Regions from separate parts of the Homo sapiens genome. Here regions 2 and 3 are each linked to region 1. A link is a loop called in an ENCODE intact Hi-C map of the cell type or tissue named here. Cell type or tissue: CD14-positive monocyte. All regions are shown on one strand.

The links. Hi-C counts contacts between places; a loop is a spot of excess contacts. Peaks named below come from ENCODE experiments on the same cell type or tissue, not always from the same donor. Only the 100,000 strongest peaks of a DNase experiment are listed, where the experiment ranks them.
Region 2: it touches region 1 in a loop (2.4-fold over the local background); 47 of 110 quality-filtered maps call a loop at or near these places.
Region 3: a loop joins it to region 1, with 2.4 times the contacts of the local background. A loop is called at or near these places in 34 of 110 quality-filtered maps.

What each region holds. Positions count from the first base shown.
Region 1 is chr12:47,084,880-47,087,379 of GRCh38, reverse strand. The region is part of intron 1 of PCED1B (PC-esterase domain containing 1B); the gene reads right to left. Among named protein-coding and RNA genes, the nearest start is that of AMIGO2, 6.2 kb to the right of the region's middle. In CD14-positive monocyte, no CTCF peak of the experiment used is centred here; a DNase peak (open chromatin) is centred at 1,449; H3K4me3 peaks cover 672 bases; H3K27ac peaks cover 529 bases.
Region 2 is chr12:47,311,550-47,314,049 of GRCh38, reverse strand. No RefSeq gene overlaps it. Among named protein-coding and RNA genes, the nearest start is that of LINC02416, 41 kb to the left of the region's middle. RefSeq lists an enhancer at 1,182-1,231. In CD14-positive monocyte, no CTCF peak of the experiment used is centred here; a DNase peak (open chromatin) is centred at 1,079.
Region 3 is chr12:47,396,523-47,399,022 of GRCh38, reverse strand. No RefSeq gene overlaps it. Among named protein-coding and RNA genes, the nearest start is that of LINC02156, 17 kb to the left of the region's middle. RefSeq lists a silencer at 1,186-1,235. In CD14-positive monocyte, a CTCF peak has its summit at 1,098; a DNase peak (open chromatin) is centred at 1,172.

The DNA.
Region 1 (2,500 bases):
CTTCTACCACTAATATTGGGCAGGTTATATAAACCAACAAAGCCCCATGGCCCTCATTAGAAAATGGGGATGCTAATGCCCATCTCTGAAGCCCTTTATAAGAATTAAATGAGAAGCCTGGTATATGGTGAGAATATAATAAGTGGTAGGTATTATTATCAAGACCACTTTCTTGGGTCTTTCGAGAGGTCCTTCTATCTTCTCCTATATTAATGTGATGTTTCTTTTCACTGTCACAAACTGAAAGGTCAGAGTTCCAGAGCAAATTACCCATGGAGCAGCCACCACAGAGGGCCTTGTGTTTGCTGAAAGTAATTGAATAAGTATTTGCAATAGTGCTGACTGTATAATGGAGAGAGCTGATTCTTTTCTCTCTCAATTTTATTTTGTTTAGTGTTAACGTTGGTTGGTGAATAATGGCTGCTTCAAATTAGATATTACTTTGAATAATTAGATTCCCTTTATAAAGCTATGATAAATTAGTTACTGCTACAGGAAATCCAATTTTTTAAAGGGCATAAAATAGGACTCTGAATGCTTCATATAGTTCTCTAAACTGGGTTTGTTAAATATTATCCATATTTATCAGAGAGGCAAAATTAACCCCAGTTTTGAGGGATATAATAGCGTTTAAGAATTCAATCAGATGACCTCTTCAGGCTAACAATGAGCAAAATAAAAACTAGAGCACCTGCCATTTATGACCAAAATCTCAAGAGATAACGATAATTCTAGATGCATAGTTTTGACACACTGAGTTTTTTAAAGCTAATTTTCATCTGCTTATTTTATTCCTAAAGCTGAGAATGTTAAAGTATTTAAAAAGAGGTTTGCTTGTTTCTCTCATTATATAATTATGACAAAGAAAAAAGATCATCCTTTTGCAAACTTCTCAGGTTCCTCACTTCAATGGATTTATTCTTTGAGCAGAAATTGTAACCTTCCAGTGAGATTGTAAATGGCATTCATTCTTTGATTCTTTTTCCTGTAACTTCCTTTTTTTTTTTTTTTTTTTTTTTACCATAAGCACATAGTACAGTACTTTAAGAATTAGGAAAAATCTTTTTAGTTGTTATTTTTATTTTTATTTCTCATTGAAAAACAAAAAGCAGTGTGGGCAGGGGACCATGCCACCTTCACCAAGGCTGGACTAAGAATGTGCCATCGGGGAGGACTCATAGCTATTGTGAGTTGATCACACCCAAGTTTGTTGAACCCTGAACGCTGAGAATATGGACAATTGGGCAATAAGAAATATTTAAATGTCTATTATGTGCCTAATTTTAGTCAGACTTGTATGGCTATTGCAGCATTTATGCATGGCTATAATTCTCAGACTAAAGAATAGCGCCTAGCACACAGTGGGCGCTCAGTAAATATCCGCCGAATAAACAATGCAGAGCTAAAGCAGGACAGCAATTATCATGCCTCAAACAGGGGAGGTCTGAGTCACTTCCTGCCTGAGAAGCCAGAAGAGGGTTTTTCTCTCTGAAAGTACAGTAGTTGATTCTGAAGTAGGAACCAAATTAAGCAGAAACATTGATGCACATGACTTTAAAAACTATTAAGTTTTCATTGTACTTTTTCTTCTCACAAAGGACTCTAGAATAATAGGATGTACAGATAAGGAAAAAGAAGAAATATGTTAAAAGAAACACTGTTATGGCACAGGTACATAATTTTTCATTTGATTATCTATGCATACCATATAATTAACATACATATATATTTTTTCTTTTACAAAAACTGGAACCATACCATTTTGTAATTTTTTTGCTTTGTCACCAGATAGTCCCCTGCCACATTATTTCAGTAAGAATGTATATCATACCAGATGGATGTACCCGAATTTATTTGCCCACATCCCTGTTGCACATTAAGAAAATACTGCAATGAACATGTGATACCCATCACAATAGAATACTTAATAGATTAAAGTGACCTCTCAACTATAAAGAACTTGCCTTAAGTTACTTTTCCTGAAGTAGCAATGGGACTGACGTCATTCACTGGAGAGAGAAGAGGAGTCTGTGTCTGCCCAGGGCAGTGCTAACTGGCAGGTGAAGAAACAAAACCCAGGGTTCCCGGGACTTGGGCAACAGAGGACACATTGTTATCAGAAAATCAAGTGAATTTTTTGAAGCTGAAAGGAACTTTAGAAATAGTCAATTGTTACATCCTCAATTAACTCTTGAGGTTCCTGGAGAGGTTAAATGGGTTTTTTGTTTCGTGTTTTGAGACGGAGTCTTGCTCTGTCACCCAGGCTGGAGTGCAATAATGTGATCTCTGCTCACTGCAACCTCTGTCTCCCAGGTTCAAGCGATTCTCGTGCCTTAGCCTCCTGAGTAACTGGGATTATAGGTGTGTGCTGCCATGCCTGGCTAATTTTTGTAACTTTAGTAGAGACGGGGATTTGCCAGAAGAGATGTTGGCCAGGCTGGTCTCCCAACTCCTGACCTCAAGTGATTCACTAGCCTCGGCCTCCCAAAGTGCTGGGATT
Region 2 (2,500 bases), 230 kb before region 1:
TGACCTTAAGAAAAAACAGAACAACGAAAGTATTAAGCGTAAAACCTTTCTCTTTTAATGAATGAGTAAATATTCATGTTATTATTCCTAGAAATAAGAACTCTGTCCGCCTGGGTAACATAGTGAGACACCATCTCTACAAAAAAATTAAAAAGCTAGCCAGGCGTGGTGGCATGCGCCTGTAGTCCCAGCTACTTGGGAGGCCTAAGGCAGGAGGATTGCTTGAGCCTGGGAGGTTGAGGCTGCAGTGAGTCATGGTCATGCCACTGCCCTCCAGCCTGGGTGATGCAGCAAGACCTTGTCTCAAAAAAGAAAAAAAAAAAGGAAGAAAGAAAAGAAAAGAAAAAAGAACTCTGAAGACCTTGGGAAAGAATGGTACTTAGTAGTTAGAGTTCTGTATATAAGGAAAATATTTCCAAATGCTCTATGAGGTCTGGAAAGTTATTTCACTAAGTACATTCAAAGTTGCAACAGGAGATCATTTTTTGCTGGATGGTTTTAATAATAATATACAGTGCCCCATGTATAAAGAGCTGTAGCTAATGGCAGCCATAAGGTATGTAAGCACAAAAGGGACATGTGTTTATGCTGAAGGTTTTGATTTCAAAAATAAGGCCATGTTTTAAGTTATTAGAGAGCACGATTCTTATACTATCAAGGTATTACAATGCTTTGGAGATGTCCATTAATTTATGGGCTTTTGGATTCCTGTAAGTGCTTACTTCATAATTCCTGGGTCTATATTTGCCTTGAATATCCATCAATATTCCACAAGTACTTGCTGCAACCCTATCCTCCCTACAAGCTCCCCCAGTACAAACATACAAAATTGATAAGACTCAAGGTCCTCTCTTGCCACAATCAGATCATTAACCTGCGCTGCCAACCAGAGTTTCATGGTTCTTTATTTATTTATTCATTTATAATATCTAGGATTATAGTCTAAGAAGCAGGATTCTCCAAGGAAAATGGTCACACACACACACACACACACACTCTTACATTATCACTGGCTCAGCCGGCTGGGATTAGACTTTAACTCAGGCCCTTTATTAAAATGAAGTTGCAAAAGGCCAATTTCACTTCCTCTTTCCAAGAGGTGTGAGATTCTTGCCACATCCCCAGGCCCCTACATGTTCTGTAGGTAGAAAGAAGCAAAATAATCTCCAATATGTGCAAAGTTCAGAAATCAGGGCTGCCAGAAGACAGACTGGCTATGATGGACTGTCATTTGGTATTACTAAAAAAAAAATCATGGGTCATTTACCAAAATCTCACTTTATATTCAGCTATTTTAGTATCACATTGACAAAGTACAGGGTTAGAAATACAAACAAATTTAGAAATGAGGAGGTAAAGCTAGGGGAAAACTAAAAGGCTAGAGGGTGGTTCATATAAAACCTAATTTAAAAATCTATGAGATTTTAAAATACGTGGGGAGTTTACAATCTAGTCTCCTATATTAACACTTCTGAACATTACACATAGTTAGCCATCAAATATTTATTGAGTTCTTCTAATGTGCCAGCCAATGCTCTAGGTGCTGAATATAGTGAACACACCAGAAAAAGTCCTGCCCTTAAGGAGGTTATAAGGCGGAGATGACAATGAACAAATAAACATACAAGGTGAATAACACATAAAATATATAATAAATGTTAAATAATATAGACTATGAAATATGAACATATATTAATAAACTTTTATTGTTCATTATATATTAATAAAATATATAAATATATTAAATGTTATATAAAATAATGAAAATATACAATAAATCAGGCAAGTATTATGACAAAAATTAAGTAGGATAAAGGGCAGTGGTGTACCTAGTGCATCTGACACCCTGAGCAGATCAATTTTTAAATATCTGCCTCCTTTATATGACAAATTATTATATGAAAAATTATATTAAATAATCGTGAAATGAAACATGCAGCAGAGTCTAAGAGGGCCCCCATGATGCCCACTGGTATGATTTGGGTCTGTGGCCTGCCCAAATCTCATCTTGAATTGTAATCCTCAGTGTTGGAGAAGGGGCCAGGTGGGAGGTGATTGGATCGTGGGGGTGGATTACCCCCTTGCTGTTCTCATGATAGTGAGTGATTTCTTGCAAGATTTGGTTGTTTAAAACTGTGTGGCACCTCCCCGCTCTCTCTTTGTCCTGCTCCTGTCATGTAAGACTTGCCAGTTTCCCCTTCACCTTCTGCCATGATTGAAAGTTTCCTGAAGCTTCTTCAGCCTTGCTTCTTGTACAGCCCGTGGCACTGTGAGCCAATTAAACATCTTTTCTTTACAAATTTCCCAGTCTTAGGCAATCCTTTACAGCCGTGTAAGAACAGACTAATACACCCACCTTATGCTATTCATGTCTTGTGTAAATCCCCTCCCCTTGAGTGTGGGTGAGACTTGTTAATTGCTTCTAACCAGTAGAATATGGCAAAGCTGATGGGATACGATTGTGCAACATAAAATTGTACCCCATCTTGCTTGGAGATGC
Region 3 (2,500 bases), 310 kb before region 1:
TTTCTTTAATATTGACCTTGGACAGTGTAGTGACTTAATTTCTTTGTTATGTTCATTTTGAATAGTTTGTCACAGATGTTCTCTGGATTTCTTATATCCAGATGTCTACCTCTCTAGCAAGATTAGGAAAATTTTCTTGAATTATTTCCTCAAATATGTTTTCCAGGTTGTTTACTTTTTCTCTTGTCTCTCAGGAATGCCAACAATGCATAGGTTTGGTCACTTGACATAATTCTATATTTCTCAAAGACTATCTTTAAAAAATTCTTTTTAACAAAATTTTTGTGTAAGTGGGTTAGTTCAAAAGACCAGTCTTCAAACTCTGAAATTCTTTCTTCTGCTTGGTGCAGTCTATTGATAAAACTTTCAGTTGTATTTTGAAATTCCCTAAGTGAGTTTTTCAATTCCAGAAGCTCTGACTGATTTATTTTTAGGATGTTTTATCTCTTCTTTCATTTCCCAGATTACTTTAGAAGTTTCCTTGTGCTGATTTTTTTTTTTTTTTTTTTAGATGGAGTCTTTCTTTGTCACCCAGGCTGGAGTACAGTGGTGTGATCTTGGCTCACTGGTACCTCCGCTTCCCAGCTCAAGTGATTCTCCTGCCACAGCCTCCCAAGTAGCTGGGACTACACACGTGCGCCACCACACCCAGCTAATTTTTTGTATTTTTAGTAGAAACAGGGTTTCACCATGTTGGCCAGACTGGTCTTGAACTCCTGACCTCAAGTGATCCTGCTGCCTTGGCCTCTCAAAGTCTTGGGATTACAGGCATGAGCCACTGCACCTGGCCTGTGTTGATTTTCAACCTTGTCTTGGATCTTATTGAGCTTCCTTGCAATTCATGCTTTGAATTCTTTATCTGTAATTTCTGGGTTTCCATCTGGGTTAGGGACCATTGCTGGAGAGCTACTGTGATCTTTTGATGTTGTCACATTCAGATTTTTCATGGTTCCAGAATTCTTGCTCTGATTCCTTCTCATCTGGAAGTGCTGGCACTTCTAATTTTTGTAATTATTTTTGTGTGGGTAGGATTTTTGTTTTTATTTCTTTCCCTATAAAATTATTGCCTTTTCTTCTTTTTCTTTCCCTTCCCCTCTTCCTACACTCTCTAGATATTACACGGGGCTGTGCAGTTAAACAGACAAGCCAGTAGATGTCACTTATGTGTAAGAGCTGGTTGTGGCCAACATGGCTGGGTATATACCCGATCCTTGTTTACTGAGAGGAGCTCTTTGTTGCCTCAGGCAATGGGCTCATTTATGGAATGCACAGTGGTCTGAGCTCTCTTCTCAGCTCCAGGGAATGGAGGGGTGGGGCAAGATGGGTGGAGCCGAACTTGGAAGGCCCAGTTACACGTCCCCTGATGGCAAGCATAAGCACCAGTGCCAAAGGAGAATCCAGTGGGCTGCCACCAAGTTTCTAGAGGTGTGCCTAGGCATGGAGCTAGGAAACCTCCTCAGCCCCAAGTTCTCTGGATGGGGATGGGTGTCAGCCTAAACTCCTAATCCAGGAGAGTGGTGCTCCAGGGTCCTGAAGATCTCCCTGGCCATGAAGCAGAGAAAAAGTCCCCTGCACCAAGATCTCTGTACAGGAGGGGTGGGGTGACTTCAGCTGCTGAACCAAGCAAGAAGGTGATTTGAATGTCTGGAGATCTGCTTGCAGTGGAGGGGGCCCTACTGTACCACAGTCTATGCACAGGAAGGGTGGGGGTGGCTCAGGCTGCTGAACCAAGAGAGCAGGTGCTCCAAATGCCTGAAGATATGCCTAGGGGTGAAGCAGGGAGAGCCACCTGCACCAGGATCTCTGCACAGGAAGAAAGGGCCAATTAGACTTCTAGTCCATGCTAACAGGTGCTCCAAATGCCTGCAGAGTTGCCTACATGTGGAGCAGAGAGGGCCCTATGAAACTTGGTTTCATTTTGTCATTGGCAGCTGCTATGGTTTGGGTAGGATTTGTTTGTTCCCAGCAAAACTCATGTTGAAATTTGGTCCTTGTCTTGCGGGGTTGGGAAGTAAGCCTGTGGGAAGTACTTGGTCATGGAGGCAGAGCCCTCATGCATGGCTTGGTACCCTTTTGTTAGTTAGTAAATTCTTTGTCTGGCCAGACTAGGTTCATTGCTGAGAATGGATTTCTTCCCTTGAGAATAGGTTGTGGTAAAGCCAAGATGCCATTGGGCTCTGACTTTTCATAATTCCCCTTTGACCTTCTCTACCATGTTTGGACCTACCATGTGGCTCTCACCAGAGCAGATGCTAATGCTATGCTTCTTGTACTTCCCAGCCTGCAGAACCATGAGCTAAATGAACCCCTTTTCTTTGTAAATTACTGGGTCTCAGATATCCTGTTACAGCAACACAAAACAGACTAAGTGAGCAGCACAGCCACCCTTTGTGATTCAGGGGGCAGATTCTCACCTTCAGCAAATCAGTTTGGGGATGCCTGCAGGAGCTGTCAACAAGGAAGACAAAGAATGTCAACAAGGAAGACAAGGAAGACAAAG